Linked DNA regions of Mus musculus: region 1 is linked to region 2. The links are chromatin loops, found by intact Hi-C in ENCODE. Cell type or tissue: heart. All regions are shown on one strand. Links, peaks and the distances in the headings refer to the core of each region. The heading gives the core; the rest is flanking DNA. Region 1 holds the start of Mir6896 (microRNA 6896). Region 2 holds the start of Mir5103 (microRNA 5103).

The links. Peaks named below come from ENCODE experiments on the same cell type or tissue, not always from the same donor. Only the 100,000 strongest peaks of a DNase experiment are listed, where the experiment ranks them.
Region 1: a loop joins it to region 2, with 2.5 times the contacts of the local background. A loop is called at or near these places in 2 of 42 quality-filtered maps.

The regions. Positions count from the first base shown.
Region 1 is chr1:34,115,509-34,120,880 of GRCm38, reverse strand. It overlaps Dst (dystonin), which reads right to left. Exons shown (of 103, transcript NM_001276764.1): 7 at 4,686-4,763; 8 at 3,357-3,449. It overlaps Mir6896 (microRNA 6896), which reads right to left and starts at 3,522; the gene lies at 3,450-3,522. In heart, for the core only: a CTCF peak has its summit at 3,015 (motif pointing left); a DNase peak (open chromatin) is centred at 630; H3K27ac peaks cover 1,003 bases.
Region 2 is chr1:34,432,778-34,438,149 of GRCm38, reverse strand. Ccdc115 (coiled-coil domain containing 115) reads left to right here. Exons shown (of 5, transcript NM_027159.2): 4 at 292-423; 5 at 540-1,480. The coding sequence ends at 652. It overlaps Mir5103 (microRNA 5103), which reads left to right and starts at 4,951; the gene lies at 4,951-5,029. It overlaps n-TEttc1 (a tRNA gene), which reads left to right and starts at 3,267; the gene lies at 3,267-3,338. In heart, for the core only: no CTCF peak of the experiment used is centred there; DNase peaks (open chromatin) are centred at 3,149 and 4,889; H3K4me3 peaks cover 2,708 bases; H3K27ac peaks cover 2,698 bases.

The sequences.
Region 1 (5,372 bases), core at 63-5,062, 320 kb after region 2:
TGACCAAAGAACTACGTGAAGGGATTTAAAGGTGGAGCACTTAGCTAAAGGAAGTGTGCTCACTCTGACACATGCATTAGGGCAGTTAAACTTTATGCTCTGCGATTGCACTTGGGTTAAATATTAGACAGCTTTAGCAGGGTCAGGGTGGGAAATTAAGGAATCAGTATGGACTCAATACTCTGAGCTGTTTGTATTCCTAACCCTGAGTCACAGACACGGTGCAAAGGAAGTCAGCGTGACAGGGAAGATATTGTCACACAAGCCAAAGTCAGCTGGAAAGTCGGTACCTGCCTTTCCTGAGGTAGTCTTTCTCTGAGGAGGGGCTATCCAGTCAAGGGTCAGGTTGACACACTGATGTTACAGACATCTGTAACATATCTGTATTGTAAGGGTTTTCTTAATCATTTAGAAAGAAAATTAAACATTAGCCAGTGATGTTCTAGATGAAGGCTAGGGGGGAAAAATGTCTTGGGTTTGTTTGTTCTTAAGTTTTCAATATGTGCAATGACAACGGAACACGGTTTGAATGTGGAATGGCTTCTGTGTGTACTGCCAGGGTGGGGAAGCAGGCTGAGATTGGCACACCCTCCACCCTTCCCTCCGGCCCTGCCAAACTAAGCAACTGTCCATGGTTAGGTCACACGCCCTGTTCCCTTCCAGAAATGGCTCAGCCTTTGCATCTGCCTGGTAACTGGTACTTTTACAGCCTTCTTCTCCAATGCCCTGCCAGGCCTGGCACAGATGCTAAACTTTGCTTCAGACACTTCCAACTGTATCTCCACTGCCGATGGATATACCACCCTTGGTTACGCTAACTTTAAAGAATCCTTTAACAGACAGCACACTGTACCTCATCATGATCTCGAATACAGTGGTTTATGACGTGAGACCAACAGGAATATAATTCCTACCTTCTGAATGCCAGACTGAAAAACAGATCCAATTTGTGATGCTCAAAAGCAGTATTTTAAAAACCTACCACTTCTGTAAGAAGTGACAAACTTTGTCATATTCATACAATGAATACAGGAACTAAAGGCTGTAACACTCTGAGTGAGGGCGGTCACCACTCTTTCCCTGGGCACAGCCAAGAGTTTTAATCCACAATCAGCACAGCATCAAAAAAGGCTTTATTTCATTTACATTTTACCCAAACAACCATATTCAAGCTGTCAGTCCTCCTGTCCCTAATCCCTGATGTGGAAACACAAGCAGTTGCTGACTTAACACGTCATTCTTAAATGACCCTTTGCGTTAACGTTCCTCAAATGTAGAGTCTATATGCTCTACTTCTAATTCCCATTTACCGACATCCCCATCCGTTATTTCCTTCTTCCTGCAGTAAGTAGCTGGGGACCGTTCTCTCCGGTCTCTGGCAGCATTTCAGACTGCTGACCATCCCGTTATGCTCCCATTTTTCTTCCGAGGTTTCATCCATTCACTTTTCTGTTGCCTTACACATTTCTACTCTCTTTCCATAGCAAGACCTGCTCCTGCATCCCCCGTCCTCTTAAGGACCTTTCTCTCTGACAGAGAAGCAGCCACTTCTATGCTGTTACTTCCCTGACATCTCAGGGTTGCTCTGCAGCAGAATGGAACACAGGACGGCTCACGAACCCTTCTAACACATCCGGACGGTAGAACATCTTCCGCAAACCACCACCCCAGGTCTCACGCTGTGATTTCTTCAAGTTTAACCTGAGCTCTCTTCTCCATTTTCTATACTCTGTGGCCAAGTTTGTTTGTTTGTTTGTTTCTTTCTTTCTTTCTTCCTTTTTTCTTCAAAATAGCACCTCTTAGATAAAATTTTTATCCCCACCTGGCCTATATCCCTCCTGTCTGAAAGCATTTCTGTGTCTTGCCCCCCCCCCCACATACACACTATGACAGCCTCATTTCCATCTTGTTGACACAGAATTATCAATTTTAAAATCATTATTTTATTTACTGGAAGAGGGAACACTTATTAAAGTCAGGGAGCCACTTAAAGTCAGTTCTTTCTACCATGTGGGCTCCAGGTACCAATGTCAAGTCTTCAGATTTATCAAGAAGAGCTTTTACCCGCTGGGCCATCTCACTAGTCCATCAGACTTTGTTTGTTTGTTTGTTTGTTTAAACACACTTCCCTCCTCAAGCCTAGTTAGAGTGGCCATCACAACAAAGAGTAAAAAATGCGAAGAATAAAATTCTGTTTCCCTCCTCTGAGGTCCTTTAACTGCCCCCTAGTGATCTCCACTTAAATTTCAGACACAACCTGTCTGAGCAGCCCTGTGATTAAAGTAGCCAGTTCCCTCCAGGGAGGGCCTCGGACTTTCCCATCTGGGGTCCTTGTAGTTTCAACCCTAATTCAAAAAGCACTGGGCCTAATCCACCGAGGCCTAAAACAACTGAGGCAGTCTGCATGAATATAATGTCTGGATCATTTCTACTTAGATGTCATACAATTCTGGTAGAATGGCTGCTTGTGTCCCACAAGCAGGGGTTTAATGCTTTGGTCTCTTAGTTCTTCCTTGAGTGGGGTCTTCTAGTAAGGACAACCCTTACTGCTGTGGAGTCTTGGCTTGAAGTTAGTTAGTGACTGGCTTGCCCTGACTTCAGCAGCCCCGTTGACTGCAGTCCAATAGGCAGGCTGCTTAAGACCGTGCCTCCACGTACCTGGTTCCCTCTAATTCCTGACTGCTGGGACTGTCCAGCTGCCTATCAGGCCTTGGGGCTCCCTAGCCACCCTCTCTGGACCTTTTCATGTTGCTCAGATCTGGTTCCCAAACAAACTCCTTTATTTTTTTCCAGTACTACTTTCATAGGTTTTACCCACCACCCCCCACCTCCTTTTTAAGATTGACTTTAAGTCCCCACTTCCTTTCTGAAGGTAAGCTGTTTATTTTCGTCCTTCAAGATCTGACAACCCACTACTACTGAGGGTCTTACAAAATCTTGTGAGATTATGAGCAGTTAACAAATCTGGCTCTTTCGAGTACACCTACTGCCATCTAGTGCCTACCAAAGGAAATTTAATTTATTTACAACAAGGATAAAATTATTTAAGGATTTTGAGTCAGAAAATCTTTAAACGGCTAACACAAGTAATTCTGCCCAAAGAACAAAAGAAACATGTCTGCATTTATGATAGAGAAAGCCCTGCCTCTCAGATTACAACAGAAGGCAGACACAGAAGCTCACAGAGACCAGGAGACAAGTCGTCATCCTCACAGAGTTATCAGAATAACTGAGGTACTGTTATGAAATTACCCTGAAATCCATTATCACTCAAAGGGTGTCAAACCCCTTCTCACGGACCACCTGAAAACCAGCCGCGAGACGTAACGACGGCAACAAAGACAAAGTGGACTCACCTGAAAGTGCAGAATTATTGTCCATATTAACCCCAAAGTCAGCTTAGGATTTCCATCTGTTATGTCATCATTTCTGATGTTCACCAACTTCACCTGTTTGTAGGTGAGAGAGAGAAACAGTGATTATTACACACCAGGCACGGGTTCTCGTCGCCTACAAAGGAAACGCTAAATGACACAAAGAACACACAGGTCACCAGATGCTACGGCCTTCCCTTCCACACTCTAGATGACAAACACATCTAAGCCGAAACTGGGTACTGCTGGGGCTCTCCCTTCTAGAGCACATACCGGAAGTGACCACCTGTCAAAAATATGATGATGGCGCCTGGATATTTATGACCTTAAAATCAGGGGACAGTCTTCTTTTGAAATGAGCTTATTTTACTCTTCTTATCAAGCAGAAAATGAACCAAGTTTGATGACCTGTAGATCTACTGCAGAGGATTTTTATTTTCTATCGTATGTATTTCTCTCGTGTGTACTTAAATCACTGAGTCTCTAGACGCTGAGCAAGCACCAAAGACTCGTGCAATCCTCAGAACCACAGCTTATCAACAAATGCTGAGCTCCGACATTCAGTAAGTGCGACGCTCTCTGACACTTATGTCTACAAAAGAACTGAGAACCTCAAGTGAACACCAAAACTTACGTTATCATGTTGGACACCTTTGTTCCTTATTTCAGGGAGCATGACGGAGGAAGAGAGACACTTTGCCACCATTGTCCCCTGTCATGTGACAACACAGGCTGCCTTTGCCAGATCCAGAGTGTTACTCTCTTGATCTCCAGTTCTCAGCCTCTAGAACCACAAGCGATGAACCCTGTCCTCTGTGATTTACACAGCACAGAAGCTGCGCAAAGCGCACTGAGCCGGTTATCTACGTATGACAAAGAGCAGACTGGTCTACCAGGAGTAAGAACCCGGCTAGCATGACTTCTAGAAGGAAGGTGTGAACTATGGAAATATTTTAAGAAACGCAGTGCAAAGTGTTAACTGTTGCCCACCCCTACCCGGGAGCGGTGGTGCTCGCCCACATTCTTGAAACACTGCTGCTATTCAAATGTCTACCTGCTTAGGCAGATGCATCCCAACCCCCCAGTGAGACTTAGCCCCTCTTAGTCGCTATTTTTCTGAACTCACACCTAATGAGACATTTTTTTCCCAGCAACAGGCATCCGAAAACACTGTTAAATATTTGCCTCAGTAAAGGCACACGATAATTGACACAGTTCAGACCCAGTTAACCCTTTACATTCCACAACTCACTCCTCGGCAGACTTATTTAATAATAATCACTTAACGCTAGAGTCTGAAAAATCTCATACCTGGCGTCTTTTCAAATAGTCGAGTGCAATCTGTACGTTCTGTAGCCTGTGAAAACGCATCCGACCCTTCTCCCGGGGCTAAGGACAGAAAATGGAAGGTGTGAAAAACTACAGCTTGTAACACCACTGACCATGCGAATTTAAAGATATTTTCTGCTCATCTTAATATTTTTAAACTATTTGTTAAGTAGACACAACAATTTAAAAAAAAATAGAGGCTTTTAACTCTTCTCTTTTATCTGGGACTGAATTTGAAGAATGAGGGGCCTTTTCTAAATATATCTTAAACCCATGCTTTACTCTAGAGGCCTCATTTAAACAAAAGGGAAGCCATAGAGCACAGAGACTTCCTAGTGCTCGCTAGCAGAGCAATCCTGGCCAACTGGTGCTTAGCTATGAATCCATAAAGATAATCATAATTCTCTATTTTACTTCTTATAGTGTACACTATTAGCAAGACAAGTTTTCTAATTATATTTATGGATTTATGAGAATGGTAAAACATGCAATTAGTACATTAAAAAAAAAAACCACACTAAGGAGAAAGACAGAGGTTTGTTTAGCAGTGACAGAGGAGAGGGAAAGGCCACTCACACTACTCGCTACGTTTCCTCTGTATTTCACTGCATCCAGTCTTTACACGAAGCTGGATGTAACACGGGCAGAAAGGACTGTGTACTTTTGTGT
Region 2 (5,372 bases), core at 216-5,215:
TCCTTGGAAATAAACCTCCAATCCCAGTTAATCACTCCTGAAACAGCTTGGGGACATTTCATCACTTTTAGGTAAATTGGCAAAGTCAGTCGTAGTCTTGTTCTGGGTAAACAGAATTGTCTGTCCTGGAAGTCAGAATAGACAGAGTCAACTGGATTACAAAGGGGGGAGTGTTACTATTTCCAGACACAGGAGAAGGTTGGGGAAATAGCTAACCTCCAGTGTTTCTCAGAATCATGAACTTGGACTAAGCTCATTGTGGTCATGAGGACTGTATGGCCTTTCTTTCAGCTCTGCGCAGGCGCAAGGGCCCCACCAAGACCAAAGAGTTAGGATCTGCTGTAGTTCCTCAAGATCCCTTGAACTGGTTTGGAATTTTGGTTCCTCACAGTCTGCGGCAGGCCCAAGCCAGCTTCCGGGATGGTGAGTTTTAGGACTATTGTACTGGCTAGGGAGGCCTAACACCCCTGCAGTCTTAGGGGTTGGGGGGGCGGCACTCCATGGATCTTACCATGATGACATTCCTCTTCTCTCACCAGGCCTACAGCTGGCTGCAGATATAGCCAGTCTCCAGACTCGCATCAACTGGGGTCAGAGTCAGCTTCGAGGCCTCCAGAAAAAACTGAAGGAGTTGGACCCTGGGCCTGCCTGACCTGCATCCACATTGGGAGGCACTGAGCATAGCTGCCGTGGATGCTACCACCTTACCTCAGGCCTTCTTCTTTTTATAAGCAGCCCCTGTCTCAGCTGATGCCCCACCTAGAAATGTCCTTAGTCTGCGCGGTTTCTAGCTTTTCGAGGCATGAAGTTGAGTTATGAAGTTTGATGAAGCAAAGCTGAGCAGTGTAGAGAGCACCTAGTTCTAGGCCATGGTCTCAGGGCATGACAGTGACGTGTGAATAACCTGCGGCAGCCATCTGGGATAGTGAAGCCCTGCAGAAATGGTGACAGAGAAGAAAGGGAGTCTAGAAACATAAGGTAGATCAGGACAATTCCAGTCAATAAAAGTACCTCAGGCTGGGCGTGGCAGCGCGTGCCTGTAGCTCCAGCAACTCTAGAGGCTGAGGCAGGAGGATCACTTAAGCCCTGGGAAGTTTATAGACAAGACAGCACACACACACACACACAAATACACAAATACCAGAATAGCTAGCAGGAAATATTACTTCTGTTATAAAAGGAAAAATAACTCATTCTTCCGGGGAATCAGGGTGACCTTCCTGATTGCACTTAGCTTATAGAAGTGAGACCCAGCTGCTTTGCTGAAGGTGCATTCTCTCACCTGGAAACTGTGTCTTGCTTCACGTTTTTTTCCTGAGCTATCCAGTTGTGTTGGGAAGGGGAATGTAATTGTTTGTGGGGTGTAAATATTTCTTCCTAATTTGTTAATTTTGCTTATATTGGTTTTTCTACTTATGAATTGTAAAAACAGAAATTTGTACAGAAAAATTGAATAAAGTAAAAGCTACAGTAAGTGTCACAGAGCTCTCATTTTATTTTCAGTGTATGGGGGCTTTCCCAGTGTATGTCTGTACCATGTGGTGTCTTCTGCCCTTCGGCGAGAAGAGGCCCTATGTCTCCTGTGGGTGCTAGGAAACCCTGGGTCCTCCAAAGAATAGTCAGGGTGTACTGGCTGGTTTTGTGTATCAACTTAACACAGGCTAGAGTTAGAGAAAGGAGCTTCAGTTGAGGAAATGCCTCCATGAGATCCAGCTGTAAGGCATTTTCTCAATTAGTGAGAAAGGAGGGAGGGACCCTTGTGGGCGGGACCATCTCTGGGCTGGTAATCTTGGGTTCTATAAGAGAGCAGGCTGAGCAAGCCAGTAAGGAACATCCCTCCATGGCCTCTGCATCAGCTCCTGCTTCCTGACCGTCCTGACTTCCTTTAGTGATGAGCGGTTTGGAGGTGTAAGCTAAATAAATCCTTTCCACCTTGCTTCTTGGTCATGATGTTTTGTCCAGGAATAGAAACCCTAAGACACAGGGTTTGCTCTTTTGTTGTTGTTTGCTTATTTGGTTTTTGGTGGTTTGGTTTTTTTTGTTTTTGTTTTTGAGACAGGGTTTCTCTATGTAGCTTTGGCTGTCCTGGAACTTGCTCTTGACCAAGCTGGCCTCAAACTCACAGAGGTCTCACTAGTGCTGGAATTAAAGGTGTGTGGCTCCCCCTTTCATCCTCTACACACTACCCCCCTGGGGGTGCTCTTGATGACTGAGCCATCACTCCAGACCCTCTTAGGTTTGGGTTTTTTTTAAGTATACTGTAGCTGTCTGAAGACACTCCAGAAGAGGGCTGTGAGCCACCATGTGGTTGCTGGGATTTGAACTCCAGACCTTCGGAAGAGCAGTTGGGTGCTCTTACCCACTGAGCCATCTCACCAGCTCTTAAATCAGTTTTTAAAAGAAAGTGGAATTTATGTGATTTTTGGATTTGGGATTGTATTAATACAGTAGTAAAGGAATCATAATGAACTTCTGGGGTTTCAGTTGGATGTTAAGTGAGTCCGGCACCCAGCTTTTCTACCACCGTCCATTTCTGGCTGTGTATCTCCGAAAATTATCTCATAAAGCTACAAATTTTTAACGATAAACAGCAAGAAGAATTACAAACCTGGGACAGCACATTCTTCTCCCCTTTAGCTCTCCGGTGCCTGTATATGTGGGGCTGTTATGACTAGAAAGAAAAGGACCCTCTTCCTTCGTTTTGTTTTTAATTTGAGATGGGCACAGTTGTAAACCAGAAGGGCTATGGCCTCGCAAGAACCCACTAGTCTTTGCCTTCCCAGTTTTGGAAGCATGAAAGGCATCCACCGAGCTTCTTAGCATTCTTCTGTCAGTAAAGTGACATCTCTACATGGAAGAGAGGACCGAGACCACAAAATTTTTGGCCATAAATTCTTCCTGAGGACCACCTCTCCTGGAACGCTAATCACACCAGAGTCACGAGATTAAATCTAGAACCAGACACAAAGGCATTTATTGCGTGGCTGGGCTTCGGGTGTGGTGGGCTCTGGGAAGCGCGACGCTGTGGCTGCTGGGATAGGGTGAAGACTGTGCCCTCGGCTGCTGGCTACTGACTTTAGGCACACTCCCACGCACGGAAAAAGTTCTATCTTTCGGGTCACGGGCTCCGGCAGCGTCCGGATGCGGGCATTCGTCACTATTTCCTGGGAAGCGAAGATGCTGAAGATTTTGGAGGGTGGAGTTTGCACAAGCGGCCCTAATGACGTAGGTAACATAAGAGCAAAGGAGAGACACCTGCCGGCAGCTCCCATATGGTCTAGCGGTTAGGATTCCTGGTTTTCACCCAGGCGGCCCGGGTTCGACTCCCGGTATGGGAACAGTATTTTTTTATGATTTGTAAATAATTCGTTGCTATTCGTGTCTTGTTGCCGCTCCTAACACCTCGCATCAAAACAGTGGCGTAGTTTCAGGAAACTGGGGCCATAGGGGTCATCGATCTGCGAATAGACTTTTGCTTTCTTCATAACCCTATGAACTAGGTTTTTTTTTTTTTTGTCAAGCAGTAGCTTATTTCAGCTAATTATATCAACTATTATTTACATTATATATGCAAAACTATAGATATTGAAGTTAAAAGTAATATTTAAAATATCGAGATAACATTGTGGGTTGTCCATACGGAGGTTTCTACTGCTAGCCCCTTCCCATATTTTCGGCCCGGAGTAAAAGATTTCTTGTTCCTGAGTGGAACAAGCAAACAGAAATGGAGACTGAGAAAAAAAGCAGGGAGAAGGAAGCAGAGGTGGCATCCCGCTAGCAGGAAGTGCTCGCCGCACCGGGCTGTGAGCCGCCACTGCAAGCTAGTGGATGTGTTTGCTTGTTTTTGAGTTTTGTCTGTGCCTGATTCCTCTCTCCAGTATGGAACTGTCTCCAAACGTTTTTTGTTTGTTTTTGTTTTGTCAGGTTTTGTTTTGTTTTTTGAGACAGGTCCCTGTATATACCTAGGCCGGCCTTTTAAACTTAACTCTCCTGTCTTGCTTCCTGATTACAGGTGTGCATCACTTCTCTGGGCTCTACTTCTGAGTCTACGCGTGCACGGAGGACCAAACGTAAGAACACTATACCAGAGTGACGTTCCAAGACTTCTGTGCATTTGCCTTTGTTAACCCGAGGTTTAACGCGGGGCTGAGGTGGTCTGCTCTGAAGATGGAGTTGCCTCTGTCCCTCTGCACTTGAAAGTTTTAGAGTACTGCCTCTTACCACAGTCCATGGCAGGAGACACTGGAACTCCCCGGGTTGTTACTGTACCCTCCTCCCTCCTCTTCTTGGGGCTCCCAAAACTAGATTTGAGGCTTGTTCAAAGTGTGAGCTTGTCTCAACGGCAGCACAACCTGTGTCTCTCACCTGGCTGGCCTTGCCCTTTCTTTCTTTCTTTCTTTCTTTCTTTCTTTCTTTCTTTCTTTCTTTCTTTTTTTTTTTTTGGAAGCAACTTCTGCTTCCCCACCCCACCCCCACCCCAACCCCAGCTGTGTTTTGAACTAATCTCTCTGTGTCTTGATTTTCCTCGGCAGTTTTCTTATCCTCTAACCCTCTTTCTTTAACCTCACTTTCTATGAAGGGCTCCAGCTTGACAAGGCAGACTCCCGTCTTGTATCCAGGCCTCCATTTTATACAATAGGCCCTGTCTTCAAGGTAAACTCCAATTACTGGAGAAACCACAAACTGTTTCGGAAGGAGCCACCCTAGACTCTAACAGGAAAACACCCAAAGTTCCAGAGCCTATAGATAGATTGCTTAAGACAACGGAAATGATTGTTAGCCAATCTCTAGCCTGCCAAGCGGATAAGCTCCTCACCCTGCTGTAACTGCAATAAAAAAGCTGAACCTCCAGCGCTCCCGGCATTCTTTGCTACCCCGCTGCGTCGGAGGAGCCTGAGGGTCTGAGCTCGGACTTGGATAAAGACTCTTTGCTTTTGCATACGAGTTCGACTTCTGGTGGTCTTTGGGGACCCTAGGATCTGGGCATAACATTTGGGGGCTCATCCGGGATCCCCTGAGGCCCCCAGGACCCCCGAGCCGTTGAGTCAGAACCCGGTGGGTAAGTGTCTGAATGTTTGTGCTCTGCCTCGGTGTCTCAGCGCTCCAAACGAGTAGCCAGCAGGCGGTCCAGGCGTACCGGCGCCACCCGACTTGGGAGAAGTCCCGGACCCGCGAGTAGGGGATTGGATCCCCTCGTAGACTTGAAGAGACAAAGAGGGTCGCTCCCGAGGCGGTGCTCTCACTTCTGTTCTTGCCTAAGATCGCCGCAGGAAGGACTGAGTGCCTTTTTGTCTTTCGCCCATCTGTTTGCTATCCGTCTGGACTTATTTCTTTGTGACTGACTTAGTTCTTTGTGACTGACGCCATGGGAC